Linked DNA regions of Mus musculus: regions 1, 2, 3, 4 and 6 are each linked to region 5. A link is a loop called in an ENCODE intact Hi-C map of the cell type or tissue named here. Cell type or tissue: heart. All regions are shown on one strand. Region 1 has its middle 3.2 kb from the start of Gclc. Region 2 overlaps Gclc (glutamate-cysteine ligase, catalytic subunit). Region 3 has its middle 40 kb from the start of Klhl31. Region 4 has its middle 11 kb from the start of Gm23609. Region 5 overlaps Klhl31 (kelch-like 31). Region 6 has its middle 17 kb from the start of Gcm1.

What was found. Hi-C counts contacts between places; a loop is a spot of excess contacts. Peaks named below come from ENCODE experiments on the same cell type or tissue, not always from the same donor. Only the 100,000 strongest peaks of a DNase experiment are listed, where the experiment ranks them.
Region 1: a loop joins it to region 5, with 4 times the contacts of the local background. A loop is called at or near these places in 20 of 42 quality-filtered maps.
Region 2: it touches region 5 in a loop (6-fold over the local background); 20 of 42 quality-filtered maps call a loop at or near these places.
Region 3: a loop joins it to region 5, with 2.6 times the contacts of the local background. A loop is called at or near these places in 2 of 42 quality-filtered maps.
Region 4: a loop joins it to region 5, with 4 times the contacts of the local background. A loop is called at or near these places in 12 of 42 quality-filtered maps.
Region 6: a loop joins it to region 5, with 7 times the contacts of the local background. A loop is called at or near these places in 10 of 42 quality-filtered maps.

What each region holds. Positions count from the first base shown.
Region 1 is chr9:77,748,835-77,753,834 of GRCm38, forward strand. No RefSeq gene overlaps it. Among named protein-coding and RNA genes, the nearest start is that of Gclc, 3.2 kb to the right of the region's middle. In heart, no CTCF peak of the experiment used is centred here; a DNase peak (open chromatin) is centred at 1,927; H3K4me3 peaks cover 2,082 bases; H3K27ac peaks cover 1,802 bases.
Region 2 is chr9:77,778,971-77,783,970 of GRCm38, forward strand. It overlaps Gclc (glutamate-cysteine ligase, catalytic subunit), which reads left to right. Exons shown (of 16, transcript NM_010295.2): 4 at 552-665; 5 at 2,114-2,172; 6 at 2,264-2,397. Among named protein-coding and RNA genes, the nearest start is that of Gclc, 27 kb to the left of the region's middle. In heart, a CTCF peak has its summit at 2,657 (motif pointing left); no DNase peak of the experiment used is centred here.
Region 3 is chr9:77,594,266-77,599,265 of GRCm38, forward strand. No RefSeq gene overlaps it. Among named protein-coding and RNA genes, the nearest start is that of Klhl31, 40 kb to the right of the region's middle. In heart, no CTCF peak of the experiment used is centred here; a DNase peak (open chromatin) is centred at 2,316; H3K27ac peaks cover 374 bases.
Region 4 is chr9:78,022,326-78,027,325 of GRCm38, forward strand. No RefSeq gene overlaps it. Among named protein-coding and RNA genes, the nearest start is that of Gm23609, 11 kb to the left of the region's middle. In heart, a CTCF peak has its summit at 2,711 (motif pointing left); a DNase peak (open chromatin) is centred at 6; H3K27ac peaks cover 241 bases.
Region 5 is chr9:77,653,796-77,658,795 of GRCm38, forward strand. It overlaps Klhl31 (kelch-like 31), which reads left to right. Exons shown (of 3, transcript NM_172925.2): 3 at 1,332-5,000. The coding sequence ends at 2,064. Among named protein-coding and RNA genes, the nearest start is that of Klhl31, 20 kb to the left of the region's middle. In heart, a CTCF peak has its summit at 2,286; no DNase peak of the experiment used is centred here; H3K4me3 peaks cover 1,157 bases; H3K27ac peaks cover 699 bases.
Region 6 is chr9:78,032,725-78,037,724 of GRCm38, forward strand. No RefSeq gene overlaps it. Among named protein-coding and RNA genes, the nearest start is that of Gcm1, 17 kb to the right of the region's middle. In heart, a CTCF peak has its summit at 2,805 (motif pointing right); no DNase peak of the experiment used is centred here.

The DNA of each region.
Region 1 (5,000 bases), 95 kb after region 5:
TCCCATTTACAGAATGAAGGAAACCATTTGTCTGAAGATTGACCCACTCATTCTTTCCCATCTTCCCAGGCTCCCAATCTCTTGCTGAAACCATCCTTTGCATTCCTCTATCTTCATCCCTAAGAGCGACAAGATTAGCCATGTAGTGACACCGATTATAATAAAGAACGGATGTGTATGCCATTATATCTGCTTTCATGATGTTAGAAATTTTCACAGTATAAAGTTTTTTTGGTTTTGTTTTGTTTTGAACCATGTTCCAGTAAGAAAGAGTAAATCTATTGGGTGCAGATTTAGCCCTCCCTGTCCCAAACCATCAGCTTGGCACTTGTATCTTCTTCCCCAGTGTTTCATTAGATAGAAAATGTATGGGTATGGGAGCTCACCAGCCATGTGTCTGGCATCCATCAATCTGTATGTCCTGTGAGAACTTGCTTCGTAAAGCATTGTGTCTTGCTCCTTCCCATACTGGCCCTCATCACTCACTTGTCTTTGTAATTACAGAAAAACAAACACATCTCTACATTTCAAAACTCTAAATAAACTAAAAGAGGAGTAAGGGTGTGTGATGTTAGGACCTGAGAGGTAGAGGCAGGAGGATCAGGAGTTCAAGGCTCTCTTTGTTTGGCTCAACAGTAAATCTGAGGCCAGGCTGAGCCTCCTGAAACTGTCTCAAACAACACACAAGAGCTTTCCATTTTTATTCAAATAATAGCACATCTCAACAGCGTGAGTTCCAACAGTGCAAAAGTATTTTCATGTCCCCAACTCCTTTAGTAGTATTGGCATCAGAGGATGTTTGGGGTGATTTCCAGACTCATTCATAACAGGTCCCTTGGCAGTACGTAAATCATGCAAATCTGTGAAATATATCCCGTTGACCTCTTTCATCACAAGAAACAAGAGACTTCCTTGGATTTGAACAAATCCCAAGGATAATTCAAATAAAGGATGAAAATAAAATCCCTGCCACATCTCTTGGTACTGGCTGTTTCCATCAATTAAATTTAAAACACAGCTTGAAGCTCTTCTTCAAGTAAACTTTTGAGGGCCTTGGAGGGTGTCAAAGGAGGTGTGAATGGTAAGTGGTATCAGTTTGGTTTCTGACCCCCGACAAGAGACTGAGGTGTTATTTTACATACCAAATCAGACCTGGCCTCTAAGTTCTCCTAGCATCCCTCAGCCCCAACCTTGAATTTTCCAGCCCAGAGGCTGGGCTGCCCTCCCCCCAGAAGCTCTTTCTTTTACAATCAAGACATTTTAGACTCCCCTTCTCTCTGAGCGAGAGTTTCCTTCCCCCCCCCCCATCCATCCACGCCCTTCCCCCAAGGCGATTTCTCTTGCCTCGGTCCTTGGGGGCACTTGCCCGCCTGAGAGCAGCTTTCCAATAAACCTGCCTTTAATATAATCTGGTTTGAATTGGCTCATTTTCCCGGCAGCGGGGTAACAACTTATCAGTATCGCATCTGGAATCCCACTGAGGACCGCCGAGGGCTTCACCCAGGCTGTGCTCTGTGCTGTAGCAGAAAGCAAGCTGAAGCCACAGTTCAGATCCCCATAGATATTCCTGACATGGTTCTCAGTGGCCTCATTGAGAAAAGCCTGGGAACTAGTTCCAGTCTTCGGCTTCCCCGTTAAACTAGCAGATTCAGTCCAGAGTTAACACTGAAACCCACTGGAGGCCATTAGGCGCTCTCAGACCCTGGGGAGCTTTCATCATAAGAGTCCCCAAGGCACTACGCCTCCGCTTCCTTCACAGGATCTCAGAGAAGCAGCCAACGAGGAAACGTGACGCCCGAAGAACGACGCACGCATCCGAAACGGCTGCTACGACAACGGCCCTCCCCGCGGGGAACGCGGCAGCCTCTGCTCGGGACCGGACCCCCGTGGGCGGCCAGCCCGCGCAGAGTGCTGAGTCACGGTGAGGCGGCACGGCGAGCCCGGTGGAAAGGCGGGCCGATGGTCACGTGGCCGGCGCTACCACAACAACGGCGGGCGTGCGGCGACGCCCTGGCGCTGCGGGGCCGGTGCCAGCTCCGCGTCCGGGTTTTCCCGCGGCCTGCGGACGGGGCCTGCGCGCGCGCGCGCGCTCGCTAGCGCGACGGGCGCGCGGAGTTTGCTCGCACCGCTGGGTGCCCCAAGACCCTAAGCTGCTTCTCCTGGGAAGAGCAAGCTGGGAGCTCTTTCTCCCCATAGCATCCCCCTCTCGATCCCTCCTCCGTCTGCTGAAAAATGAGCTCCGGGGCTGGAGCTCAACCGGCCGGCCGTCTGTAACAGTGCAATCTTGGGAACATGCGGGTGCAAAGGAAGCTCTGGCAGAAGGGAGCTATTTGCTGAGCGTTGATTCCTGATGGTGTCTCTTTTCTTTTCAAACATAGCTAAGGGCACACTCAGGAAACAGATCTGCCCAGTGGCGCCACAGTGTCTGTGGCCAAGTTACTGTCCTTAGTTCGGAGACCCTCGCACGGGAGGAGAGCGGTGCAGTTCAGTGCAGGGCAACCCAGATCACAGAGTAAATCCAGTGTTCAGTATCGCGCCAGAATTTGACTATGCTAGAACTTATCAGTTCCTTTTTTTTTTTTTTCAAATCTTTTTTCCTCCTGACACTGAGTTGACACTCTCCCTAGAGACTGCTTCATGATCTCTCTGTGAGAAAACAGCAGGTGTGTAGGGAAAGTACTTTCCAACGTGTAAACTAAAGCCTACACCAGCTCTTTCAACTAAGTGGAGTGCAGGAGGCCACAGACATGTCAGATTGTTTTAGTAGCTGCCTTAAAAAACTGAAGAAGAAACTTAGTGGGGGTAATGTAAACAATGGGTTATTTATTTTAACCAAACATATCTGAAATCTATTAAGGTTGTGTGTGTGTGTGTGTGTGTGTGTGTGTGTGTGTGTGTGTGTGTGGTTTTTTGAGACACGGTTTCTCTGAGGCCCTGGCTGACTTGGAACTCTGTAGATCAGGCTATCCTTGAACTCACAGAGATCCTCCTGCCTCTGCCTCTGCCTCCACCTCCGCCTCTGCCTCTGCCTCCCAAGTGCTGCAGTTAAAAGCATGCACCACCATCACCTGGCTAGATTTTTTAATGAGATATTTTCATTTTTGTAGTAAGTCTTCTAATCTGGTATCCCCCGAGTCACTACATTTTCATCAGACTTCATTTGCATGTTGATTTAATAAAATTTACAGTTAAAAAGTCGAGTGCACATTCTCAACTTGTTCCAAATGTATGTAAAAGTGTCCCGGTTACCAAGAGAAAGATGAAATTTTAACGGGTTGGTTGTTGTCTTGCTCTAACCCAGACTAGCCTCAAATTTGTGGTAATTCTGTCGAAGCATCCAGTGTGTGTGTGTGGGGGGGGGGTAGTGGTGAGGAGGGGGGTGTTATAGGTGGGAGACACCACTGGCACTGAAATCAATTTTGAAATACATTTAAAACAAGTTTTTTAAAGATGTATTTATTTATTTTTATGAGTATACTGGAGCTGTTCAGATGGTTGTAAGCCAACATGTGGTTGCTGGGATTTGAACTCAGGACCTTCGGAAAAGCAGTCAGTGCTCTTAACCGCTGAGCCATCTCTCCAGCCCCCCAAAATTAAGCTTACTACAACTAAAAGTTCACTTCTTATGTCATGTCAGTAGGATTCCAAATGCTCAATAATCACTTGAGGCTGGCAGCTGTCCTGCTGAGTCATGCAGGTGTATGAAAATGTGAGGTGAGACTTTGAGAATAACCAAATCTTCTTTGGGGTACTTTACATGCAGGTAAAACAGCTTCTCTCCCCATCTCCCAATACCTGTTCTGCTCACAGAGAACCTAGGCTTATTAAACACTAGTCTATATTGAACAGTTCCCTAGAAGTACAAAATACACACACAGACGTGCGCGGGCGCACACACACACACACACACACACACACACAAACACACAGACATCACCGGTACTCTAAGGAAAGCCAGTATCCAACATATATAGTGATACAAATTCAGGCACAACACAGAGTAGTCAGGACTCAAAGGAGTGTATCAGCTGGAGAATCTGCAGCACCCAGAAAAGAAGAAAGAATGGTGGATCAGAACATAGTTAACAACCTAGCAAGGATGGTGGGGAGGACACAATAAGGTAGTGGGCAGTAAGTAGTGAAGATTGAGTGGTGGTGGTGTTAGAATGGTTTTTTAAAAGAATATTATTCCAGCTATGTGCGAGAGAGAGACAGCATCATGTCTCCTCAGTTTTAGATGCCATCTAACCTGTGCACATACTTAAATGCATTCCACTGTGCAAATCACAGCCACACTTTCAGTATCTGTGGCCCCAAGCTCTTTGATGGCCTCATTCAATGAGGAAATATTCCTATCATGCATTCATCGATTAGTGTTCATTGAATGTTGTGATGAGTGTTCATTAACTATTAAATCTAAAGCAAATGTGGAAGTCCATGCCTCTAATCCCAACACTCAGGAGGCTGAGGCACGATGGCTGCCTGGAGTTCAAGGCCAGGTTGGGCTATCTAGTGAGATCTTGTCTCTAAGTAACTACATGTTGAAAATGTAGTTACAATGTGTGTGTGGGGGGGGGGAGGGTGTAATAAATGTTTTCTGCCCTCTGTACATGAATGGATCATCTAGTTACTGCATATATTTATACAGTTGCAAAACATTAATCGAATAACTATTCGGGCAAGGTACCTTCCCTTCGTTCCCACGGAATCCAGTTCCCAGAGCCTTCCGCACTCAGGGTAAAGCTCTCCTGAGCAATAGAATGACCACCGCTGGATGGACCTTCGGTTCTGAAGGTGGGGAAACTTCTGAAGAAACTTCTCACACTGCACACTTGGAGACAAGACAAGACAAGACCTCTTTTGCACAGTGAGTGATCTCTGTGCCGACCAGAGATCCCATTGGCAAATAGTTAACGTACAGGGTTTACAATGATGATATACATATATCTAATCCCTGCCCATACATGGACGCATGTAAATAACCAGCAATCAACTCTATG
Region 2 (5,000 bases), 130 kb after region 5:
GAACTCTTCTTAAGGTTAAAGTAAGACAATAAGGTTGGATCTTGGCTATCAGAGGGCACTCTGGTGTATACCGGGGACATTGGAGACACAGCTTAACCTTGAGGGACTTCTGAGGAGATAGCCGAGGCAAAAACAGAAGAGCTGGTCCAGATTCATCAGGAGGTTGGAGTAATGTAGTGAACGGTGTTAAAGGTCATTTTGAACATGTATCTGGCTAGTTCCAAAGCTGGAGAGAGCACCTGAACCTCACAGCAGCAGGTGCAGCACCAAGGAGCTCGTTCAGACCTTGGGGGAAGCTGAGGAAATGTTCCTATATGCTGAGTGGAGTCAAAATCAGTGGGAATAAACACAAGAGACCCCAGTGCAGGACATTATAGTACAGAAAAGGGCCACAGAGGAGCCAGCATTTACATTGGTTTGCAAACACTGCTCCACCCTCTAGGATGGGGAGTGATGGACAGTAGGTGTGTTTAACCCTGGCCGACTGCGGCGAGATACAGCTAATCAGTTCTGAAGCCGTTTCCTACCTATCCCTTCTCCATTGGTTGCAGACTAGGCTGTCCTGGATTCACACTGCCAGAACACAGACCCAACCCAGAGGAAGGAGGCGCATCAAAGTCCCTCTTCTTTCCAGATGAAGCCATAAACAAGCACCCCCGCTTCGGGTGAGTGAGGCTCAGACTCTGCGGTCTGTGAATTCCTCTCACCCACACGTCGGATTCAGAGGAGACAGCAGACACTATCTGCTCATGTTGCTTCCTACATACAGGTTTGCTTTGTCCATTTCAGAGCCGTCTTTACAGGCCGTAGCTCCTTTCCTACATTTTGTTTACAGACAGTTTTCTGTCCTGATTCTACAAACACATGTACTGGGAGATTTCCTTTCCCTGTCCAAGTTAGTGCTGGGATCTCTCTTCACCCACGTTGCCCTCTGCTCTGACACGGTCAGGTGGCTACAGCACTTAGCATAGGCACTCTCCTTGTACCTAGGTCTGTAGTTGAAGTTGCTTTAGGTCCTTCACCAGCTTGATCTTGGTTCTTCCTATGAACTCTTCTATATTGGAAAGAAGCCCCTGACCCAACATGAGGGACACAGGGAACTCTCAGCTTACTCCTTTTCCAGGCTCCCACAGTTGTACATTCAAAGTCTTTGTAAGGATAGACAGAGATCGACTGACTGACTGACTGACTGACTGACTGACTTGTTCATTCATTTGTTTATTTGAGGCAGGGGTTGTTGTTTGTTCCTTCATTCATTCATTTGCTTGCTTGCTTGTTTGTTTACTTACTCATGGCAGGGTCTGTCTAGGAAGCTTGGCTATACAGGAACTCGCTGTATAGACTAGGTTGACCTCAAACTCACAAAGATCCTCCTACCTCTCTCTCTAGTACTGGGATTAAAGAGCCATTATTGCGTGTGTTAAAAAGAAAACACTGAGCTGCTGCAAAGATGGATCATGATGATTATAAAAGCTACCCAGAATCCCTCACGGGAAAGGCCAGCACAGGAGGTCCTCGTGTCCTGACTGAGGGATCAAAGCAGGAGTCATATAACATAAAATAAGTGAACCTTGGTTTCATAATTTATCAAACCTCATCTATCTAAAGTGTTGCTGCAATTTAGAGTCAGTTCAAAAATCTGAGAGGAATTTTTTTTCCTCTCTTTGTGCTGTTAAAATTGTGAGTTTGAATTAGGACCAGTGACTGCAAGTGTCGGTGGCCATAATGTGCGCATCAGGTAAGAATCAGTCTGTGTTTTGGATCGGGGGCTGAAGCAAGTGATTTTGAGACTTCAGTGATAACCAAAACCTAAGTTCTTAAATTTGACTAAAATCATTGGAATTTTCATGAGTAATGTTAGAATTAGCTGGACTGTGGTTGCCATGAACACCTGTGCTGACTAGGTGAGCAAGAAGGGGTGGTCCCCAGGCAGAGCGCAGGAACTGCTGCTCACCAGTCCCCTTTCAGGAAACCCTTAGGGTAGCATGTCACGTGCCATGAGCCAGTCTCGGATTTTTAGTTTGCGGTAGGATTCAGTTCCATTCAGTTCGATGTGCTCAGATTCTAATGTGGCAGTTGTTGGGTGACCTGTCCTTTTGTTTGCTTGCTGTAGTACTCTAACAAGAAACATCCGGCATCGGAGAGGAGAAAAGGTTGTCATCAATGTGCCAAGTAAGTGGGTGGGGCTGGGCTGGGGCTGGGGCAGCATAGTCCAACCGGCAGCCTTGATTCTCAGCTCCTCTTCTTTTCATTAATAATGCAGTATTCAAGGACAAGAATACACCATCTCCATTTGTAGAAACATTTCCAGAAGATGCGGAGGCATCAAAGGCTTCTCAGCCAGACCATATCTACATGGATGCCATGGGATTCGGGATGGGCAACTGCTGTCTCCAGGTATTGCCTGTGTTGTATGGAGACTTAAATGTCCTCTTCACTATGCATGTGTCTGGTTTAAAGTCACCTTCTAATCTGATTCGAAAGATAGCTTACCTTCTGAAAAATGATGTTGCTTTAGTAAAGTCTTTTGTAGCTGTCTTTTGACTGAAAATTCACAGTTTACCACAGAGGTGTGTGGTTGTTACTAAACTTGGTATCTATTGGTAAACAGATGTTGGTGAATGCCCTTTTTAGATGCCTGATTTTTTACCGCCATCTAGTGACAGCCTTTGAGGATATTATACAAGGCTCAGATCTCTATTTCTGAAAATGACCTCTGGTGAGAGAATCCAGTGACTTTATGATCCAAGGGCAAAGGTTGTTTGGCATTTAAATTTTTATTCTTGTGCAAAGCTACCTCGTGGTTTAAAAGGAATAAATATTTAACAGTCTTTGCCTTGCCCCTGGCTAAATTACACTAGAGATACAATAGTATTTCTCTGTTCGAACAGTTAAAATTTTTGCTGGGACTAATCAAATAACTGATGGCCTCCAACAGTGACTGCACCAGGCTCCCTCAGGAGCAGAGTGGGGAGTGCAGTCTCCCAGCCCACACAGGCCCGTGGTCGTCTCTGCCCTTGCTGCCTCCATGCTGAGCTGGCTTACTTAGTTAAACTGACTGTAGCCACAGCACAAAGGGCACAAAACTCAGCATTCTTTTCTTAGGGCTGCAGCTGTACACACAGTTGTCACATTAGCCTCCCAACTGTTATTTTTGAAAGTACAGATAATTTAGATTTAATACCCAAGTCAGACTTTCCCATGCTACATGTTTCTATAGCATGAAAAGGTATTTTGTTTCCTTTGCATATTTAAGTAGAATCAGATATGTAGCCTCCAAACAGACGCCAGAATGTTCCCTTAAGAACGGTCACACATCATTTAAAACAAGGCTGACTTTTGACTGTGTTACCCGCTTTCTTATCTTAAGTACAAACATTTCTGGAATTAATCATTAAGCTGCAGCACTTAAAATGTGTGGCTTCAGTATTCTGGGAGTGTTCTTGGAACCCAGCCCTTCCTTGGCTTAATATTGAACCAGGGTCTTTCAGGGTTGCACAAAGTGACAGTCTCGCTTGAGACACTTGATTTATGCAAATAAGTGAGTCCTACTGGTGGGGACAAGCATTTTCATGTAAAGACACAGTTGTCTAATCTATTTAAGGTATGAGTTTAGTACTTCCCCCAACATAACCAGTTACAGTATCCCACTTCAAAAGGTTGTAGTGACACAATGAGATGAACTCAGAAGTAGCTACAAAAGTCCCTGCCTTATATCTTCTGACTGGGACCTGAAAGAAGTATTTATTATAGAAAAGCACAAAAAGAAATGGTAAGTACTTTTTTAGTTAATAGTAGACTTAACTGGACAAAACAAAACTCCTCCAAGTTTGTGAGCTTGCTGAGTGCTATAGTGCTTGCCTGGCATCCCAGTGCTACAGAGGGAGTGTGAGCTCAGGCCAGTGTGGGTTCCATATCCAGACCATCTCAGAGAAGTAAATCTTTACACTTCAGAAAAAGGCCATGGCCTGCTATGGATTTTTTTTCCTCCTCCTTTTTTCTACTTAAGAGAATTATGTGGTTTCAAAACCAGATTCTAGGTAAGTGTCGGGTTTGGTTTCTCATCTCCGTGTTTCACAGGTCCTCCTTCCCTCCTGTCAGTGTCCTAGTGACGTCTCCTCCCGTGGGATCTCTTAGGAGGGCAACAGAAGCCAGCCTTCCCGTGCTATGCCTTTGTCAGGGGTCAGAGCTCCTTGGTTTTGCTTTCCCCACCAAAGTCACTGTTTATGAAAGTCACCGTTTAGCGTGGCGTTCCGCTTGACTTGATGCGCAGAGTGTTTCGGCTCTAGAGACAGGAAGGCAGTTAGGAAATCTACTTACGATAACTGTTGTTACACTGCAACTTGGAAATCCCAGTCCCTCCTCTTCATAGAGTTTTCTAAAGCTGGGTTTTTCAGGATGTACCTACGAATCCTACTCTGTCCCAAGCTACCAAGGAAAGACACCATCCTAGAAAAGTTGTCACTGCAGTATCTTTGCAAAACTAAAGAGTAATGCACAGGAACATGCCTAACAGTCACAGGACAGACATAGATCTAAGAAACACATGTCCAACAGACTCTGTCTGCGTCACAACACCCAGAAACACGTGACTGTCTTACATCTCAGCATCCTCTTTCCTTCATGACCTTCTGTCAATTTAGTAAATAGGTAATAAACACTGCCCCACATTCTTGGGACAGAAAACATCAAGACAGAATCCTGGTGATAGGACCACAGACAGTGAGCAGTACTCTGCCTATCCTGCTCCATTCCACACTGAATCCTTACTCCATAAAGTGTGCACATGCATGCAGAGACCAGAGGCCAACCTCAGCTGCCGTTCCTCAAGCACTGTCCATAAGGGTCACTCATTGGCCTAGAGCTAACGAGCCCTAGAAATCTGCCTGTCTTTGCCTCTCTGGCCCCACGACTATAAACACATACACCACACCCAGCTTTTGGTGGGGGTTCTAGGGAATCAAAGTCAGGTCTTAGTGCTAACAAGGCAAACACTTTAG
Region 3 (5,000 bases), 60 kb before region 5:
GACTAAGCCCTGGCTATCCTGGAACTCACTTTGTAGACCAGGCTGGCCTCGAACTCAGAAATCTGCCTGCCTCTGCCTCCCGAGTGCTGGGATTAAAGGCGTATGCCACCACACCCGACTTGCTTTACAAGTTTTTTAAAAGCTTGACTTAACAGATTCAGAAAGTTAAAAAGTGCTAAATGGTATAAGTAAGATCAAATCTGTTTATCCATGGTGCATGGTGTGTGTGTGTGTGTCTGTGTGTGTGTGTGTCTGTGTGTGTGTGTGTCTGTGTAACACTATCCATTCATCTGTATTTCATCATGGACAAGAAGAGCCCAAGAGAACCCAACCCTACATGAAGCACTAAATAGCAATTACCAGACTGTGGTGGCTTAATAAGATGTCTCCATAGTTTCAAGCTTCTGAATACTTGGTCCCCAGTTTGTGACACTGGAGTAGGTTTAAGAGCTATGAACTTGCTGGAGGAAGTATATCACGGAGGGTGGGTTTTGAGGTTTCAAATGCTATGCATTCTCCCCCCTCCTCTTTCCCTCTCTCCCTGCCTCTCACTCTCCCCACTTTCTGACTGTCTCTGTCTCTCTCCCTTTCCCTGTCTGTCTCTCTTTGTCCCTGTCTCTGTCCCTCTGTCTCAGTCTCTCTGTCACTCTCTGTCTTTCTCTGTCTCTCTATCTCTGCCTCTCTCAGTTAACAAACCCCTTTTGGTTCTTTTCATAGGGCTCTGCAGCTCCACAGCTATACCAGGAAGGGAATTCACAACTCTTTTTAATCTCTGGTTGCCTGGAACAAGGCAGAAACCTGCAGTTCCCAAGCAGACTTCTTTTCCATATTAGCATTGGAGTTAAAGCCTTAACTCCACAAACAGAAGGCACAATGTGGAGCAAGAGGTCTCTCGTCCCGCCTATCCTGCTTCTAGCTCGCCAGGGCTCTTAATGCGTCTATTGTTACCTAGCACTGGAAATAGCGCTTTCTCTCTTAAGCCTCACTGCTATTTGTACTTGTTCTGTGCTTGTTCAAAATGCCTGGCTGGTTGCTTTTATCTGCGGAAACTTGCATAATTCCAGGGGCGGTGCTGTACACATTTATTGGGGGAGAAAAACATGTTCTCTCCCAGCTGTGTGCGAGGCAAACAGAATCCAGTAAACAGGCATACATTTTATCAGGCCAGCTTGGGAATATAGACTGTCATGATCACTTTCCCAAGCTACAGAAACAACAGTGAATCAACTGCTGGGTTAATTAGAACCCAGACTCGCAGCCCATCCTCAGCTCGGAGAATGAGCACTATTTTCCTTTGCCCTAATTGCGTGATAATCTTAAATATCATCATTTTGTAAAAGACCCTGTAACTACAAATTACGCTGCCAACCATATTATTGGGTCTCAAAATGTGACTGCAGTTTGAAGACAGTTGCAACTTGCAAAACAAACACAAAGAAAAATGTCGTCACCAAAGAACAGCACTGTTACCAGGCAATAGGACCACTCTACCTCTCTGTGGATGCGGTGCTCTTTGCTTTCCAGTCCCCTGCCCCCCCCCCATATATTTAAAAAGACATCAGTCGGAGGGTGGGTGGGTGGGTGGATGGGGGCCGGGGAATGGAATATGGAGTGTAAAAAATAAATTTAAAATAAAACTAAAATTAAAAAAAAAAAAAGACATCAGAATGTCTCTTTGTCTTATCAGCAGATTACAGGTGACAGGAGGTAAATTCCAAAAAGCTGCCGGGATGGGTAATCTTTGAGTTTGACAGTCTTTCCTGGCAACAGCATTCCAGTGTGTCGGCAGTATGGAGGAGCCAATCACGAAATAATTGTATAAGATGCAAATGTCACCACCATTCCAATCAGTATCAGTGAAACGCAGACGCTAAAAGAACTTTCTATAAGTAAGCCTGATTAAACTCGGGGACCATAGCAGGCTACTTTGCTGTTAGATCATTACTATAGAATTTTATTTGAGCATTTGCTCCGAGAGACTACAGTGTTGGAAACTACAGAGCCCCATTTTGCCCAGGTGTGCTAGCACCAGGGGTGGGAAATCTAGGACAGGAAAAGAACTCATGTCAAGTAGAATGTGGAACATTATTAGAAAATTTAACCCCATTAGAATGGCAACAAGCCTTTTCTCAAACACACAGCTTCTCATGTGTGTGTGCGTGTGTGAATATATATACCAAACTAAAGGTAAAATGACAGGGTAGGTTGAGAAACTCGCGATAATTCCCAGCTAGTCTTTACAGATGTTCTTCTAGGCTATCGCCACTAGGGGGCAGGGCAGGCTGCTTCAATTTCCTAGGACATTTTCCCCACTAGGGGCGCTGTAAGTTATGGCGAGAAGAAGCAGGTTAAGTCTGAACTGACCATGGGATTACAGGGGTTAGGATTCCCCCTCGGGAATCTTAGTCTTATTAGTAAAAGAACTCAAGCATGGATTTCAATGTAAGCTGGCATGGAAATCAGACACATGATGAAAAAGCAGCTACAAGGTAGGATGTGAGAGGTAGGTAGCATTAGAGAAAGAGAATGGACGCCCAACGTATCAGGAAATGCATAGGATAGGTGGGGGGGGGGGGAAGAGGAGGAGGAAGAGGAGGAGGAGGGAGGGAGGGAAGGAGGGAGGAAGAAATTGTCTAAGTTGTACCTCTCCCTCCAAAGCTCATGGTGGCTCCTAGGGACTGTACTGGGGGGTGGGGATCATAGAAAAGAAAATTACAGTATCCTGTTAAAGGAACAATAGCAAGCCTATCTCTTTAACGTGGCTTAAGGTGAGCTTACTTCCCTGGGGGTGGTCTCTTGTCCCAGGGTAACTGCCTGGCCCAACTAGAATGTTAGGTCTCCACCAGGCCAAAGATTCTGTTCTCTTGACCAGAAGGAGTTTTTCCGTAGTGGGCATTTGTACAGCTGCTCTAACATTTTGAACATAACAAAGCTCTTACCCTCTGGGAGTCACTCACTGCTGTTGGGAGCCCAGGGCTGGGTGAACAGCATAAAGAGTATGCAAACGTGTGTGCCTTTGACACTTTGTTTCTTAAGGCATTTCTTTCTACCCCTCACTTTCCAACGACTGCACAGAGCTAGTTCTGCACGTCCCTGGACATCCACATGGTCCCCAGCAGCTGCCTCGACCAGGGACGTCCTCATGTTCACTAGTGGTCACATGGGACATCAACATGGACTTGTTGGTATTGAACCCCAGACTCAGACACGGCCCTCAGTGGCAGCTTGAGGTGGGACCTCACTGTTGCCCCGGGTGCCAGGGCTGGCCACTTTCAACAGGCTACCCTGGAGTCTCGATGTCTATCTCTCTTTATAACGTTCAAGCTGCTCCACTTCTCTTTCTCTCCCATCTGACCACTACATTCCCATTCACTGTGGAGACTCCCACTGCAGGCTGGCCACGTAGCTGGCAGAGCCCGGGGCCTGGGGTGACATCTTCCATCCGTGCTACATGGTGTAGCAGTACCCAGCAATACCCAGTTAATGCTACTCAAATCTATCCTACCAGCAACTTCGGCTGAGTTCCTGCCCCAGTGTTCTGGGTTTCTGCATGAAAGACACATTTACACAGCCTTTATATTTGTATATGCCTTAAATAGCTCAATGGCTGGGCTACTTCCTAACCTCCACGTGGCTAAACTACCTCTATCCAATATTCCCAAGTTATTACTTTACTAAAACCTATATTCTATCTTGGCTATCCTAGACCCAGATATGCAGCCCTCTCGGGCTGCGTTACCCCAGCTCCTACAGTCCGCCATGCTGCTCTTTCTCTCTGGTGTGGTGTCTTGGTTCTCCTTCTCCTGGACTGGAAGATGCCTCCTTCTTCCTCCTAGGTCCCTTGCCTGGGGAATCCTAAAAGTCCAGCCTCAAAAACACCAAAAAACCAAAACAAAAACCAAAAAAACTTTAGCCAGGCAGTGGTGGCGCACGCCTTTAATCCCAGCACTTGGGAGGCAGAGGCAGATGGATTTCTGAGTTCCAGGCCAGCCTGGTCTACAGAGTGAGTTCCAGGACATCCAGGACTATACGGAGAAACCCTGTTTTGAAAACAACCAAAATAATAATAATAATAATAATAATAATAATAAATCTAGCCTCTGTCTCTCTGCCCAGAGCAGCTTTATTTACCAATCAAACCCAACTGGAGGTGGGGGGTCCCTCAGTTTTACATGTGGGACACACCACAAACAGGTTTGGGGGAAACCTAATTAGCATGAGAATACAAGCAACTATAACATGTAGTGGCAAGTCTAAGGCCTGCCTAGTGCTGATCTGTGGGTGGCACAGCAGTCCACAGACCTCTGTCTTCTTCCTCCCCGGCTGTGCTGCCTGAATTTGATTTGATTCATATGAGTTCTAGGCATAAAACAGCTTTAGCCATCAAGCTAGGCATCAAGCTAGGATAACCGTAGAACTGCTTTGGCCTTGGCTGATATAAGAACACCACAACTAACATGGTGTTTGATTGCCTTTGCCAGGAGGGCAAAGAGGGCTTTGGATTGCTGGATGACTTCAATCCTTTGATAACTGGACCATGACAGTCGGCCTCAGAAAGAGGAAATGGACAAATAAGGAAATAGACCTTGGGGGCTAGCTTTAGGAATGTAATCTAACAGTTTTTAGCAAGGCAGAGGGAATGAGGGAGAAGGGCAAGGTTTGCCAGAACCATATGTGTCATGCTCCAGCTAGCTAGAGTTCCTTCAAAATTGCTATAAGGCTAGGCAGCACAGCACCTTTACTGAAACATGGCTGGCTTCTCCATCTTCCTAATCTACCAATATGCTGGGACCTCGAAGCTAACACAGCAGTTCTTCATCCTAACTACATTTCTGATCACGTGGAGGGGGAGGTGCATCTAAGAAAGCAATTCTGGGCTTTTCCCCCAGAGTGGTTGGTGCCTGAGAACTCTCCAGATAATCTCCAGGATGTGTCTGACAGAAGCTGATGGGACTCTCCATTTTGAGATTTCACAGGAGACACAAAAACTCCAAACAAGG
Region 4 (5,000 bases), 370 kb after region 5:
GAGTGTACACAGCCGGGTGTACAGGAAGCAGGAGTGATTCATACCCCATGCAGGGCAGGGCAGGACACAGATTTCATCATACTGCTCAGAATAAAATGTAGTTTCCAGCACAGGCATCGGTTATGCTCAGAACTTTCCACTGAACAATTTCAGAGCATATTTAAGCAGGGAACTGAAACCACAGATAAGGTTGAGGACCGCTCTGATGTAATAAGGTTTACATTTGGCTAATGGGGTGGGGTGGGAGACAAAGTCCAGTCTGTAGGATCAAGAATGCTTTTATTTCTCTTTACAACTTTATGTTCGACCTGGTGTGATTAGCTTTTCTGCCCTAGGGCTGTTCTGAAAACTTCTGACAGCTCCTTGCCCCCTCTACCCCCACCACATCACTGGATATCCTGATGAGTCCCCAGTGTGCCAGATCAGAGATGGTCCAGGTCAGGGCATCTGGAAATGAAAGTGACCCTTTCAGGAGTTTACGCCAGCCAGCCATGGCTATGACATTCAAAGGATAGTTGACTTATTAACTTGGACCTTAGGTAATCTTTCTTTTTTTTTTAAGATTTATTTATTATTATATGTAAATACACTGTAGCTGTCTTCAGACACACCAGAAGAGGGAGTCAGATCTTGTTACGGATGGTTGTGAGCCACCATGTGGTTGCTGGGATTTGAACTCTGGACCTTCGGAAGACCAATCGGGTACTCTTACCCACTGAGCCATCTCTCCAGCCCTTAGCTAATCTTTCTATTACAGCTTCTCCTAATTGCCCAAACCATCACTCGCCAATGTTGTTCCCTCCCACGATAAATCACGTCCAGATTACCTGCTCAGTAAGGGTTTTCTGTTCTTTTCAACTTCCCCTCCTCATTCTAGGTTGCGGTTACACACCCTGGAACGTATGTGCACGTTAGGAGCCGATGTCCACCTTACCCCTTGAGGACTGTCACGGGTGTTTAGACCATCCAGAGCACCACTCACTGTTATCAAAACATTTTTTTAAAAATCCCATTAACATTAAAAACTTTTATTCATGTGTAGGTATACATATAAAGGTCAAAAGACAATTTGCACTAGTTGACTCCTTCCTTCCACGTGTAGGACTCGGGGAATCAAACTCAGAGTGGCAGCCTTGGTAGCAAGCACCGCTGTCAGCAAGCCATCTCACCATGTTTCCCACCGCGACAGGCTGTTTTTCATTCACAAGTTCTCTGTGTTAACATGTTTCCATTTACCAAGGCCATAGACATTAGCTGCACATGATTGGGAGATAATTGAAATGTGGTTCAGACAACTAATGAATGCATTGTTAGTGGGTTTTTTTTTTTTTTGAAAATTCTTCAGAAAAGACAGCAAATGAGATAATTTATTTGACTACAAGGGAGATCAGAAGCGGTAAGGCCACCATAGGTCTGGGGTAGAGGCTAACGGGGACTGTTTTGGTTGTGAGCAAGGTGGCCTCTTGGGGTGCTTTCTATGATAAGATGGTGGTCAGGTTCAGAGCCAGTGACGCAACTCACTAACTAATTTAAGACTCGGACCTGTGCCTCAGCCTCCGGCCCCCTCACCTCTGCTCCCGCAGCTTCTGTGGGTGCACAAGCTGTGTTACCCAGACCCCTGCCTCCTTTTTCTTCCTTGTCCTTCAGCCCACTCACTCACTCCCTCCTCTGCACTCTCAGGAGGCAGGAGTTTCAAACATGGTGACAAGGCCTGCAGGCAAAAGCATTGTGTTAGCGATTACACTACTCAGAAAGCTTGACTTGAGCTTATGATATTAAAAATCCATCTCAGCCGGGCGTGGTGGCACACGTCTTTAATCCCAGCACTTGGGAGGCAGAGGCAGGCGGATATCTGAGTTCAAGGCCAGCCTGGTCTACAGAGTGAGTTCCAGGACAGCCAGGGCTATACAGAGAAACCCTGTCTCAAAAAACCAAAAACCAAAAACCAAAACAAAAATCCATCTCATTTCTCTTGTATTAGTGAGGGTTTGTTTTTGGTTTTTGGTTTTTAGATAGAGTTTTGCTATGTAGTCCAGGCTGGCATCGAAACCACAATTCTTCTGCCTCCCCAGTGCTGAGATTACAGTCATGTGACACTGTGCCTGGCTTTAGGGACATCTTTTTTAAAAAAGCAAAGCAAAAATGTATGGGTTTCCTGATGACATCATTATGCACACCATGACATCATTATGCACATATGTCCTTACTTTGCTCTTAGTTGACTTACTATCTGCACCCCTTCAGCTTCCTTCTTTCTCCAAAATTGCCGTGTGTGTGTGTGTGTGTGTGTGTGTGTGTGTCCATTTTGTATGTGTGTTTGTGTAAGGGAAAGTGTGAATGTTTACATGAATGAATGTGTCATGTGTGTGGAAGTATGTGTGAGAGTGAACATGTCGTGTGTTTGTGCATGTGTGTGTGTATGTGCTTGCGTGTGTATGTGTGTATAAATCTAGATTCAGCATATGAGAGAAAGCATGTGAAACTCACCATTCTCTTCTCCCCTGGAAAAGGAACTTATATGACCTCAGAGAATGGAAAACTATTTGCCACAAGTAAAACGGCATTTAGTTTCATCTCTTTGTTTCTTTTTATGTGGGTGAGGAGGAGCCTTCTGACCTAGTCAGTGGCAGGTGAGGGCTCTGCCCCTCAGGCATACCTTATCATCATCTTTTAATCCTGGTTTAATACTGCCGTCTGCTGGAGGGTCCGGTGTACAGCAGGCAACTGTTAGTCTCCTGGACTGCATCAGGGTGGCTGAAGATGCAGTCTGGACCACTGTTACTTTAGTACAATAAGTCTCAGCTCTCTAGTCCATTTGCTCTTTAATGAAGTCATACAGAGGCCATAACTTAGCTAAAGAAGAGAAATTAGAAGAGAAGATGAAAAGGTGTGTGTGTGTGCACGTGTGTGTGTGTACGTCAAGGTTGGTGGTAGTTCTGAAGTACTAAGGCAGGACAGATGGGAATTACAGTGGCCTGGATGAGGGAAGAGCCGCTAATCTGATCTGGTTTTTGTTGGTGGTAGTGGTGAGTTGTTTTGTTTTAGTTGTTTCTTAGTTTCGTTTGTTTGTTTGCTTGTTTGCTTGTTTTTCTGCGAAAGGCAGTAAGCTTCAGGTTCCACTGATGAAGCCCAAATTGCTCACAGAGTCAATACAAATTTTCCAAAAGAGATTAAGGACAGCAACTAACATTGTGCTTACTTAGGGCCCAAATGAGGTAATCTTGAGTTTCTACCAATTCCCTTATTCCTGAATCTAAACGGTACCCCTTACATCCACCATTCAACTTGGCTCACAGAGGGAATCCTTACTCTCAAACCTCATTGGAGGCGACATTCTGAACGGTGTTAAAGGGTGGTGGTTTTTAGATTCCTTAGACATAACTTGAATGCCAGCAGAAGTCCATCATAAGGAAACCTGCCTGGCACTTCTACCGGAGAAGCTGAAACCTGTTTGGCCATGTCTCTTTCTTTCCCAAGGCGACCTTTTGTAACGTGTGAAAATGCCCTAGACTAAATCTCCTCCTCTGATTTATATGAGTTCAGCATGAAAGTCTTTCTTTGTAGAGGCCACAGAATCTGAGTGTTACATAAATGGAGACCCCTGAGGCAAAAGGGGACCTTCAAGCTACTGTGCGGGATAGAGTAGGGCTCTGCCTCTGTCCTATAGTAATGACTGAATTACAGCCTAGGCGTCACCATTAAGCTATACTTCTCGGGCTAAATTCACTTTTAAAATGCAGGAAAATGATGGTGGTGGATCTGAGAGGAGTTAGGGGGAGTGAACATGAGATCAAAATACACTGACTGAAATTTCCAAAGAACTAATAAAAATATATTGAAAGGTCTGGAGAGATGGCTCAACAGTTAAGAGCACTTGCTAATAAGTTTGACTCCTAGCAACTACATGGAGGCTCACAACTTCAACTCCAGTTCCAGGGCATCTAAACCCCTCTTCTGGTCTCTGTGGGTACCAGGCATGCATGGTGGTACACAGCCGTACATGCAGGCAAAATACCCATACACCTAAAATATTAACAAATGAATATCTATACATATATACATACATACATGTGTGTATACATACATATATGCAACATATATTACATATACATTATATATAAAATAGTGTGTGTGTATATATATATGTGTATATATATATACATATATATATATATATTCCAGATATATATATATATTCCAGATATATATATATATATATTCCAGATATATATTCCAGACTGGGAGATGACTCAATTAGTAAAGCACTTGCCTGGCAAGCTCAGGTACCTGAGTTCAAATCTCCAGAAGCTACATCAAGAGCAAGGTTAGATGATGCTCACCTGTAATCCCATCAAAGGTAGGATGGAACCTGGAGACAGACACATCCCTGAAAGCTCACCGGTCAGCTAGCTTGAACTACATGTCAAAGTTGTAAGACAATGAGAGACATTGTCTCAAACAAACAAAAAAAATTCTAAGGTACCTGAGGACTGCCATCTGAGGCTGCCCCGTGACTATCACATGTATCTAGTACCTGTGTTACAATAAAGAAGGGGAATGGAATCCTTGTTTGGATAGAAACGGGCTGTTGTCTCCTCCCTTAAGAGTTAATCCAGCTGTGCCATCAGTCACATGACCAAGGGACTACCCCTCAAGAAGGTGGGTTCACATTTAAGCCATGCTAAGAAGATGGGGGAATAATTACGACAATGTACATTTGCTTCCTTCCCAGAGTCTCCACTTTGGTGCAGTTGTTTTAGAACCTCCATGGGCTTCTGTTGGGTCTCTCTCTGGTCTCTGGTCCCTAACACTCTGGGCTTCATTCTTTCTCTAAAGTTCCCCTATTTCCCATAAGGCTGCTTGTCCACCATGTGTCTGGCTTCCTTAATGAGGGACCAGGATGTCTGGTAGGCAGATAGGAGAGGCCAGCTAGATGACAAGGATGGAAAATTACGTGGTGGCACACTTCCAGCTTCTTTACCCTCCTGACCTGAAACAAG
Region 5 (5,000 bases):
CTAGCCTCTAAAGGCACCTGCACTCACATGCACACACCCACACACACACAGACACATACACACACAAACATAATAAATATAATTCTATATTCATATATGCATGTGATATATCAATATAATTAGTATATTATATAATTTATCTCTATATATTTTATATTTATATGTATAAGTATATTATTTAAAAAAAAATCCAAGCAATTGATTTTCAGACTTTTTATTCCTTCTTGGTTCTGGGCCTTGAACCCGGTGCCTTGCCTATGTGAAACAAGTGCTCTACCTCCAAGCCACAGCTTCAGACCAGCGCTTTTTTCTTATCTATAACTACACTTCTGATTTTATTTGGGACAAGGGTGAACTCTCTTGACAGAACTTCTGAACTCTGTGAACAAGGGTCCATGTAGTCACTGGCTCTGCCTACTTCCCCGAATTCAGCTGGGTTTCTTGACATTTAATACTCAAGCTAGTTTTCTTTGAAAACAAACAAACAAACAAACAAAAACAAAAAAACCTTTATATGTGGAAAATATTACAGCAATAAAAATAAATAAAAATAAAATAAAATAAATCTATAAACTGGAACTTTTACCAGTAGGAAACTATTAAGAGAGATCCATCCTTTGTTGACGCTTTTCCACATAATTCCATTGGTCTCTCTCTAACAGGTTCAGAGGTGTGGCTTAGCTTTCTAGCAGTGCAATGAATGGCCAAGGCCAGTGAGAACCTTTTAAGAGAAGAAATCTAATCAGGCAATGCCTATTAAGAGCTAGGGATATTGGTGTCTGAAAAATGAGTAGAATTACCTTTTTTTAATTTAACATTTTTATACATTTAATAAGATAATATCACATAAAATAATAGGATAGGCACAAACTAAGAAAGTAAAAAAACAAAAAACAAAAAAACCAAAAAACAGGACAAGTATCATTGCTATTTTTGTTTACAGGACGGAGTCAGAAATTAAGATGACTAGGGAATTGCCTTTAATGTACAGGTTCCCTCTTACGCCCAGTTCCTCTCCTGTGGCCCATTAAATCCGGGGACAGAACGGGGTGGGGGGAATTGTAAGAGCGAAGAGATTTCGGTGGGATCTTCTTGTTATTTGGTTTGGTTGTTTGAGGGTATAGCTAAAGGAACTATCTTCTGAATGGGGAGAGAGGGGAGTATCCCCCTTTTTTTTTTCTAAATGAGACGGGGTGGGGTGGGGGGAGGCAGAACCCTACCTGTAGCAGGGTGGGGAAGTTAGAGGCGGGGCTGAATTGGGGCTCTTCCCTGCAGGAGGTGGGGACAAGATCACGATTCCCTCTTCTGCAACAACGGTTCTCTCATCTCAGGTACGATCCCCGCTTCAACACCTGGATTCACTTGGGCAGCATGAACCAGAAGCGCACGCACTTCAGCCTGAGCGTGTTCAACGGGCTGCTGTACGCGGTGGGCGGCCGTAACTCCGAGGGCAGCCTGGCTTCGCTGGAGTGCTACGTGCCCTCCACCAACCAATGGCAGCCCAAAGCGCCGCTCGAGGTGGCGCGCTGCTGCCACGCCAGCGCCGTGGCCGACGGCCGCGTGATCGTGACCGGCGGCTACATCGGCAGTGCGTACTCGCGCTCCGTGTGCGCCTACGACCCCGCGCTCGACGCGTGGCAGGAGCTGCCCCAGCTGAGCACGCCCCGAGGCTGGCACTGCGCGGTGGCGCTGGGCGACAGGCTGTACGTGATGGGGGGCAGCCAGCTGGGGCCGCGCGGGGAGCGCGTGGACGTGCTCACGGTGGAGAGCTTCAGTCCCGCAGCGCGCCAGTGGAGCTTCGTGGCGCCGCTGCCCGTGGGCGTGAGCACGGCGGGTGTCTCGGCGCTGCACGGGCGAGCCTACCTGCTGGGCGGCTGGAACGAGGGCGAGAAGAAGTACAAGAAATGCATCCAGTGCTTCAACCCCGAGCTCAACGAGTGGACGGAGGACGACGAGCTGCCCGAGGCCACCGTGGGCGTGTCCTGCTGCACGCTGGCCATGCCCAACAGCGTGTCCCGAGAGTCACGGGCCAGCTCGGTGTCCTCCGTGCCGGTCAGTATCTGAACGCATTGCTTCCCAATGTGGTCAAACTGTGAGTGGGCCACCAGGAAAATATACACCATTTACTACAGTGACGGTGGTTCAAATCGATCCAGAGGAGTGCCTGGACCGCTTTAAATTCTTAGTTTAGCACCATCTACCTCAGTCTTTCCCTCCAAAAAAAAAAAAATAATAAAGGGCTGTAGCCAACAAAAGAAGCAATTTCATTATGCAGCCACTGGGTGGCCACTAGAGTTTGTTACAGGCACTCTTGCAAGGAGGCTCGCTTCCTAAATTCATAGCAGTTACACACACGCTGAGATTTTCCCACGGTGTACACGTGAAACCTACTCGTCTATACAATTTCCTATCCAAAGGAGTATTTTCCTCTCTGTTTCTTTGAAGGAAGTTGAAAATACCCACTTCACATTTGCAAATGAAAATAGTCTACATCTATAAAGATTTAATTCTATATTTCAACAGAAAATTATTCTTTGTCCCTACTTGACTGGAAAGAACTTTTAAAAAGATCTCATGACATAGCCACAAAGCTTTTAACAGGATGTGGCTGGAAAGCTATACATTCTACCTAGGAAACGACAAGGTGGCAGTTTGGGGTTAACGGTGTATACCCCCTCATTCTGTCCTTGAAGCTTCTGCCATTTTCTAACATAAAATCCTACTCTCAGAAAAGGAACAGTTTCCTGTCATTTAATTTATAGTGTAAATTCAAATCATTTGGCATTTTTCTTAGAAATATTTCCACTTGTATCTCTAATCCTTATATGGACAGAGTTGTTTTTTTTTTCTTTTTTTTTTTTTTTTTTTTTTTTCCTTTTTTCTGGATGGGCCTGGTACACACTAGTACTCTACCCGGGAGCTAACTACATATCCAGTCTTCGCTTTATTTTAATATTTGAGACATGGTTTCATTAAGTAGACCAGGCTAGCCTCAAACTCCCAGTGCCTCCTGAGTGATGGGATTAAAGGTGTGTGCCACCACTCACAGCCCTCTTTCTTATTTTAAAGTAGGATTTTACTAGGTTGCCAGGCTGCTCCTCCTGCTTCAGCATCCCCAGTAGGCTGGAATTACAGGCGTGTACCATCGGGTACAGCTTTATCTTACTCAGGTATGGTCAAATTGCCTCTAACATTAGCCCGAATAATCACCAAATCACACTATGTTCTTGGATGAATATCATTAACTGCAGCTTAGCCTTTGGCTGTACAGCCAATAGCAGTAATTTTACTGACCCCTCGTTCACGTGGAGATGATGAAGGAAATATTTGGGGTTCTCGGACTTGGCAATTACCAGATGAATAGATGGGTTCCTCACTGAGGAGTGCTGATAGCTAACTTAAAATATTAACCCCCAAAATAATGCTCTTTATGATTTACTTTTGTTAATACCACTTTGCAAATCAAACTGTATCTATTTGGTTGGTTGGTTGGATCTTTTCTTTTCTTTTCTCTTCTTTTCTTTTCTTTCCTTTTCTTTTCTTTTCTTTTCTCTTCTTTCTTTTTCTTTTTTCCTTTTTCTTTTCTTTTCTTTTTTTTTTTAGACAGGGTCTCACTATGTAGCTCTGGCTGCCCTAGAACTCATTTAGGTAGACCAAGCTGGTCTCAGACTCAGTAAGATCTGTCTCTGCCTCCCGAGTGCTGAAATTAAAGGCTTATGTCATCCTGCCTTGCAACGTGTATTTTCCTGCTACCATTTCCTTGAGTTATCTGCCAAGTTTGGAAGAAAGGGGAAGAACTGTAGTAAATGATGGATATTTTCCTTTAATATATCAGTTTATCTTCATAGTATATTTGTTTGGGGAAGGAAATGCCTATCATCCATGCCTTCTGTACAACTAGAGAATTTGGAGGGATGGAGAGGCATCTGGAACTGTATCTTGGTTATTACCAATCCCAGCCTTTCCTATTACATGTGTGTTGTAGCTGTCATGGTCATGTCTAAAGCCCAGTCCCCTTGTCTGTGGGTTAACACATCTGTAGGTGCAGCTAGACCCAAGATGAAGATATTTGAAAAAAAAATTGCATAGCAAACATGTACCAAATATTTTCTCCCCCCCCCCAGCAATACAGCACAACAGTTTGCATAGCAATTGCATTGTATTAGATATTATAATACCCTAGAAACAATATAACTTATAGAAGAAGATGTGAGCAGGGTGTATGTAAATAGTACATGCCACTTTGTAGATGGGACGTGAGTGTCACAGACACTGTATCCCAGCAGGGGATGGGGCATGTCCTGGTTCCAGTCTCCCAAGGACACTGAGGGATGGCTACATCTTATTCCAACTGTGAAAAGTGGTTCAAATAAAACATTCTTGAGATAACCTTCCTCATCACCCCTTACAAAAAGTTCTGTTTGGGGTATTCAACAGTGATGCTCAGGAACAGAGGAACAGACTATAAACACTGTAAATAAGTAAGACACCATTAGCACAAAGATACAGAGAGAAAGAGGAGTTCCATCAATTGCAGGGAAAACCTAAAGACACCTGCTCTTTTGCCTCCATGACTGTGCAGGCTGGAAAACAAAACTCTGAGCAAATATTTTGGGGATCATTTGGCCACGACTTGCTAGGGCAGCCATCACATCTTATCAGGGCAGTATAGACACACCTCTGCAATTTATGCCTACAGTATATGGGTAATTTTGAGAGAGAAAAGGGTGCTTCATTGGGGGCTACAAATAATTGAATAGACTGATGTAATTCATTTATGTGCACTAATAGCTGTGCCTCAATAGAGAATGTAGAGGTGTGTGAAAAGAAGGACCTAGGGCTGTGAATGAAATAAAAGTCAACTCGTTGTAACATTTTAGGATTTAAAACATGCGGAGAGAGACAGAAAATAGAGGGACCTCAGTTGGAGCTGGTAAGGTAGGATGTAAAGCCCACGAGGTTGCTTTCCAGAGGCAAAGCACAGCCCGATTACAGCCCCT
Region 6 (5,000 bases), 380 kb after region 5:
TCAAGTGTGCTAGCCACCGCCAGCAAAGATGCACCATGCTCCAGTTCCTCCCACAGGAACTGGGTCAGTCAGGAGAGACCCCATTCTGTTCCTGCCTGACCCTGGACCAGACGGGGGTGCCTACTGGTCAGCCTGATCCCAAGCCCACAGCTGACCAATATTTTCCACCCTGCAGCATCCACAATGAGGGTCCATTTGTCAAATCGTACCAAGGCTCTAGCCGCTTGTGCAAATAGACAGAAAGGAAAGCGGTCTGAAGCGTGAACTGTGGTAACTGTGTGTGGTACAGAGCCCAGGAAGGGACAGGTGATCCAGAACTGTCTATAGAAAGTTCCCACAGTGACAAAGAAAATCTGTTGCCAGCTCTTGTGTTAGGATAATATTTACATTTTTCAAACCGCTGCCAAACTCAAAGTAAGACTATTTCAGGACACACAGAAAATATGTGGCATTCAAGTTTAAGTGCCCACAAAGAATTTTTTGTTGAATCAGGTCACACTCTTCATTTATGAGCTGCATATGGTTTTCTTGCCCCAAGAAAGTAGGTAAGAAGTTTCAATGGGAGTCAGAGATGCACCCTGTAGAAGACATGCTGAGAGTGGGTGAGGTTCCATTCATGTTCAGCACCAGATAGATAGGTAGGTAGATAGGTAGGTAGGTAGGTAGGTAGATAGATAGATAGATAGATAGATAGATAGATAGATAGATAGATAGATAGATAGATAGACAGACAGACAGACAGACAGACAGACAGATAGATAGATAGATAGATAACAACATAGATAATATAGATAACATATCCAGACCTTCTACACTTTGACAATAGAGTTCTTTCTTTAGAGAGCAGTTCCCCCAGGCTTCCCTCGTCTGCCCTTTGTGCTTCTGTCTTTGTTCTACTCAACCTTCCTACCTGGTTCTTTCCCCTCCACAAACATCCTCTAGTGTGGACCCATTCTAGGATGACCGGGTCCTGCACATTTTCTAATTCTAAGAACTCTCTCCATCTTTAAAACAACTTGGGTACTAGAAACCAAATTTGGGTCCTCCGTAAGAGCAGCCAGGGCCCTTCACTCCCAAGTCACTTCTCCAACCTGTCTTCTAATCCATAACTTCTCACCCTTCCAAACAGACCTTCAGACTCTCGCCACCCTAGGGGATCTAGTGAAGGGTCTCCTGTTAAAATATACTCGTCCAGGGAGGGACATGATTCTTTTAGCAGACAGAGAAGAGGTTGTCCAAGAGGGCAGGCAGTGTAGTAATCAAATTCTGGGCGTGGCTCTCCTGGAATGTTGGGTTTGTGTTGATTACTAGATGCGGAGAGGCCTGAAGAGCAGCTGGACAGTGAATTGGGAACCTCTGTAGAGGGACAGAGATAGAAGTTGTTCTGGACAGTTCTATAATTGTCTGGGAAGAGGATCCTCAGTTGAGAAAATGCCTCCGTTAGACAGGCTGTAAGGCAGCCTATAGGCATTTTCTTAATTAATGACTAATGTTGAAGGGCCCTTCCCATTTTGAGTGGGAACCACATGGGCTGGTGGTCCTGGGTTCTATAAGAAAGAAGTCTGAGCAAGCCATGAGGAACAAGCCAGTAAGTAGCATCCCTCCACAACCTCTGCATCCGCTCCTGCCTGCAGGTTCCTGCTCAGATGGAGTTCCTGCCTTGGCTTCCCTCGATGGATTCAGGATAGGTAAACCAAATAAACCCTCTCCTCCTCAAGTTGCTTTTGGTCATGGTGCTTCACCACAGCAATAGTAACACTGACGGAGACAGAGGTATAGACCGGGACTCATCACCGAGAGAGCTGGGTTCAAAGGCTGTTCGGAAGAAGGACCCAGCAGAGGAGAGGGCAAGAGTCAGCCAAGAGAAAAGGTCCTGGAGTGTTCTCCAGCTCTCAGAGATGGGAAAGGGAGCAAGGAAAGGCGACTAAGAGGAAGCATTTAGCAGGCAGGAGAAAAACCCAGAGAGAGTGGGATCTAAGGAAAGTTAAGGTGTAGAGTGTCAGCAAAATAATTTAAGGCAGGTTGTGAGGTCTGTGTGTGAGCACCTCTAACCACTATGCCATCTTGCTGGTCCCTCATAATCCTTTATTAGCACTCAGTCTTGCACGCACTGTCTATGACTGCTTTAGATTTATGTCACGTGGTGGTACAGAAGCCTATGACCCACATATTCCAAATCTCTCCACTCTGTGACCCTTTAGGGAAGTCCTGCTGCCCTCTGCCACAGTTTCTCCATACTCCAAGCCTCCAGCACCCCTATTCAAGGATATCATCTTATCTTTTACCTTGTCCTGCATCATCACCTTTTGTCCTATAAAGTTGCTCCCACTCGCGCATCAGACTACTCTGATTTATCTGATTTTTAGGGGAACGATAGGGGTGATGGTGAAGAAGGGAGCAGCCGCAGCTGGGGCTGGGAGCAGGAAGAGAAAAGAAGAAGAGGAAAACCCGAAACCTTCCTCCTCGACCGTCACCACCACCAGACAGTACTCTCCTCTCCAGTGAAGTCCACCATCTTGCTGGACATGTCAGTGCATGCCTGTGATCCCAGATTTGGTGAGGCTGAGTTAGTAGGAGTGGGTTCTAAGCCGACCTGGGTTACAAAGGGAGACCTGCAGCTATGGGTTCTTCTCCTTTAAATCTCTGAAGCCACTCCCACTTCTCTACCTCTTCTGCTCGGGTCCAAGTTAGCAGTGACTGACATCATTCCTCAGCCCAGTGGCCATTCTTGATCTTACCGGATCCTTGAACAGGTGGTATGTGACACAGTGGGTCCCTTTTTTAAATCTCTGGATCCCACAAGGTGGCAGGAGAGAGCCACATCCCAAGAGTTGTCCTCTGGCCTCCATGTGTATCTGTACTCACACATGTATATATGTTCACATGTGTACACGCACAAACACACAAACACATACAAATAAATAAAAATTGTAAACGACAGTTTCACATCATAAAATGTAATCTTTTCCCACAGCTGTGGAATGAGCCCCATGCTCACGAGTATATGAAGGGACCCACTTCTGTCATTGGGCCCTATATACTCCCTTCAGAGACTCCACCATGACACCTGGCCCCTGAGCTGGGCCTTTCTCATGCTGTTGACCCTCTTTCCCCTATAATCCTCCTCAGTGTCCTTCTTGACAAACCCCCAACCTTTAAGCAGCTATGTCCTCGTGATAGCTCTGTCTACGCAGCCCTCTGGATACACTAGACACTTAGCCAACGCCTTCTGCCTTGACTCTAGCTGGCCCCTTCCTCAGTGATTGACAGCAGACTGAGTAGCTCCTATGTCACCACTTCAAGGTCACTGCTGCTGCCCTGGCTCCAAGCCCTGACCTGAAAACCCTCTGGGAAGATGGACTGGCTTCCTCATGAATCCATTCGCTCTTGAAGTGTTCAGGGGGGAGCGGGGAGGGGAACGGGGTCTGCTGTGTACCGGAGAGTGTTGTAGGTTTTAGGACCATCTCACTACCAGAGCAGAGGATGAGCGACAGAAGATCAGATCAGCAGAGGGGATAAGAGTGGAGGGAGGGGAGGAGGTGAATGACAGAGAGAACCTTCAGGGTCAGGTGGGAAATGCCATGGCTGCCATCTAAATGGTAGTCAGTCACGTGAACAGGCAGGAGAGAGGGGAAGGTGACTACTAGTTGTGTGGGCATCCATGAGAGGGCCATGCAGAGCAAGGGACCAGGCTGTGTTATTCCTCAGCTGAAGCCCGAGGTTAGAGCAGTGAGCAAGGTTGGGGGCAGTGGGAGGTGCAGCCTGAGAGATGGACAGAAGACTGTGGGTTCCAGACCCGCCACACAACGTGGAGACCTCTAGCCAGATGTGACTCCAACTACCTGGAAGTGTGGCTGGTCCAGACTGACGGCATTTGAAAAGGCTAAATAAATGCAAACAGAGAATGCGTTTTTATTTGTATGGGTTTCATGTGGCGACAAGAATGTTTGTGAGGTATGGGGTTAAAGCATATTCTTGCCTTTTCCCTCGTCGGCCATCTGAAGGTAAGATGGGTCACCAGCAGCTGGACCGGAGTCACCCAGGAAAGTCATGCCAGAGTTCTCACCCCTGATGCATCTACTCAAACTGTCACACTACCTGATCCAGAAATACAAGTTGAACATGTGGGGCCCATGTTCCCATCAGTGTGCAAAGGACACAGGTGTCACTATGTTGGACTAAGTGCACTCTTGAATTGAGTATTCCAGACCACCCAGTGAAGAGAGGCCATGCTAGTCCATGTACAATAAATAAATAAACAAACAAATAAATAAATAAAAACAAAAACTTTAAGACCTTAAAGTCATACTACTAAAACTCACTTCACTTACTTCTCTTTTCTTTTGAAACCCACGTGTTACTTGATCTCCATGTGTAAGTGTCTATGTATCAATGATCCACCGTGGTCTCTGGTTTCTCTTCACGGGGTAACTTGATGGTTAGTTCCTAGCACAGTGGTTCTGGAGACCTCTTCCTCCATCACTAAAGCCAGATTTCACCTATTTCTTCTGACTTTGTAATCACAGCTTCTAAGAAATGTAAGATATGGCAACAGGGGAGGGGAGGGGAGGTCACGTTATCTTTTTATTGGATGACCCTGAAACGATCTTGAATGGTTTTCTGAGAAATTAGGCTTCTTTTCTGGTGGAAGTGTAGGATAGAGTGCGTCCTGAGCAAACACGACTGCTCTGGCTTTTGTAAGATCACGCTGGATGCTGGATTGTAGGATCCGGGTGAAGTCCTCCAGGTGCACAGGTGCAGGGGCTGTTCTGCAGGTGGAGCTGACAAGATTTCTCCTGGGATTAGGTGTGACCAGGCTGCCCCTGACTGCAGCATGACGGTGGGCAAAGCAGTGGGTTAGGAGGTGTCGGTTCTAGCATCAGCTAAGCAAGGACGTGGAGATGTGAGTGGTGACATGTCAAGTCACAAAGTTCGGAGAAGAAGAAAGAAGTTTGAGCTCAAGAAATGAATCTGGGAATTGTGGCACCAACTGGTATTCA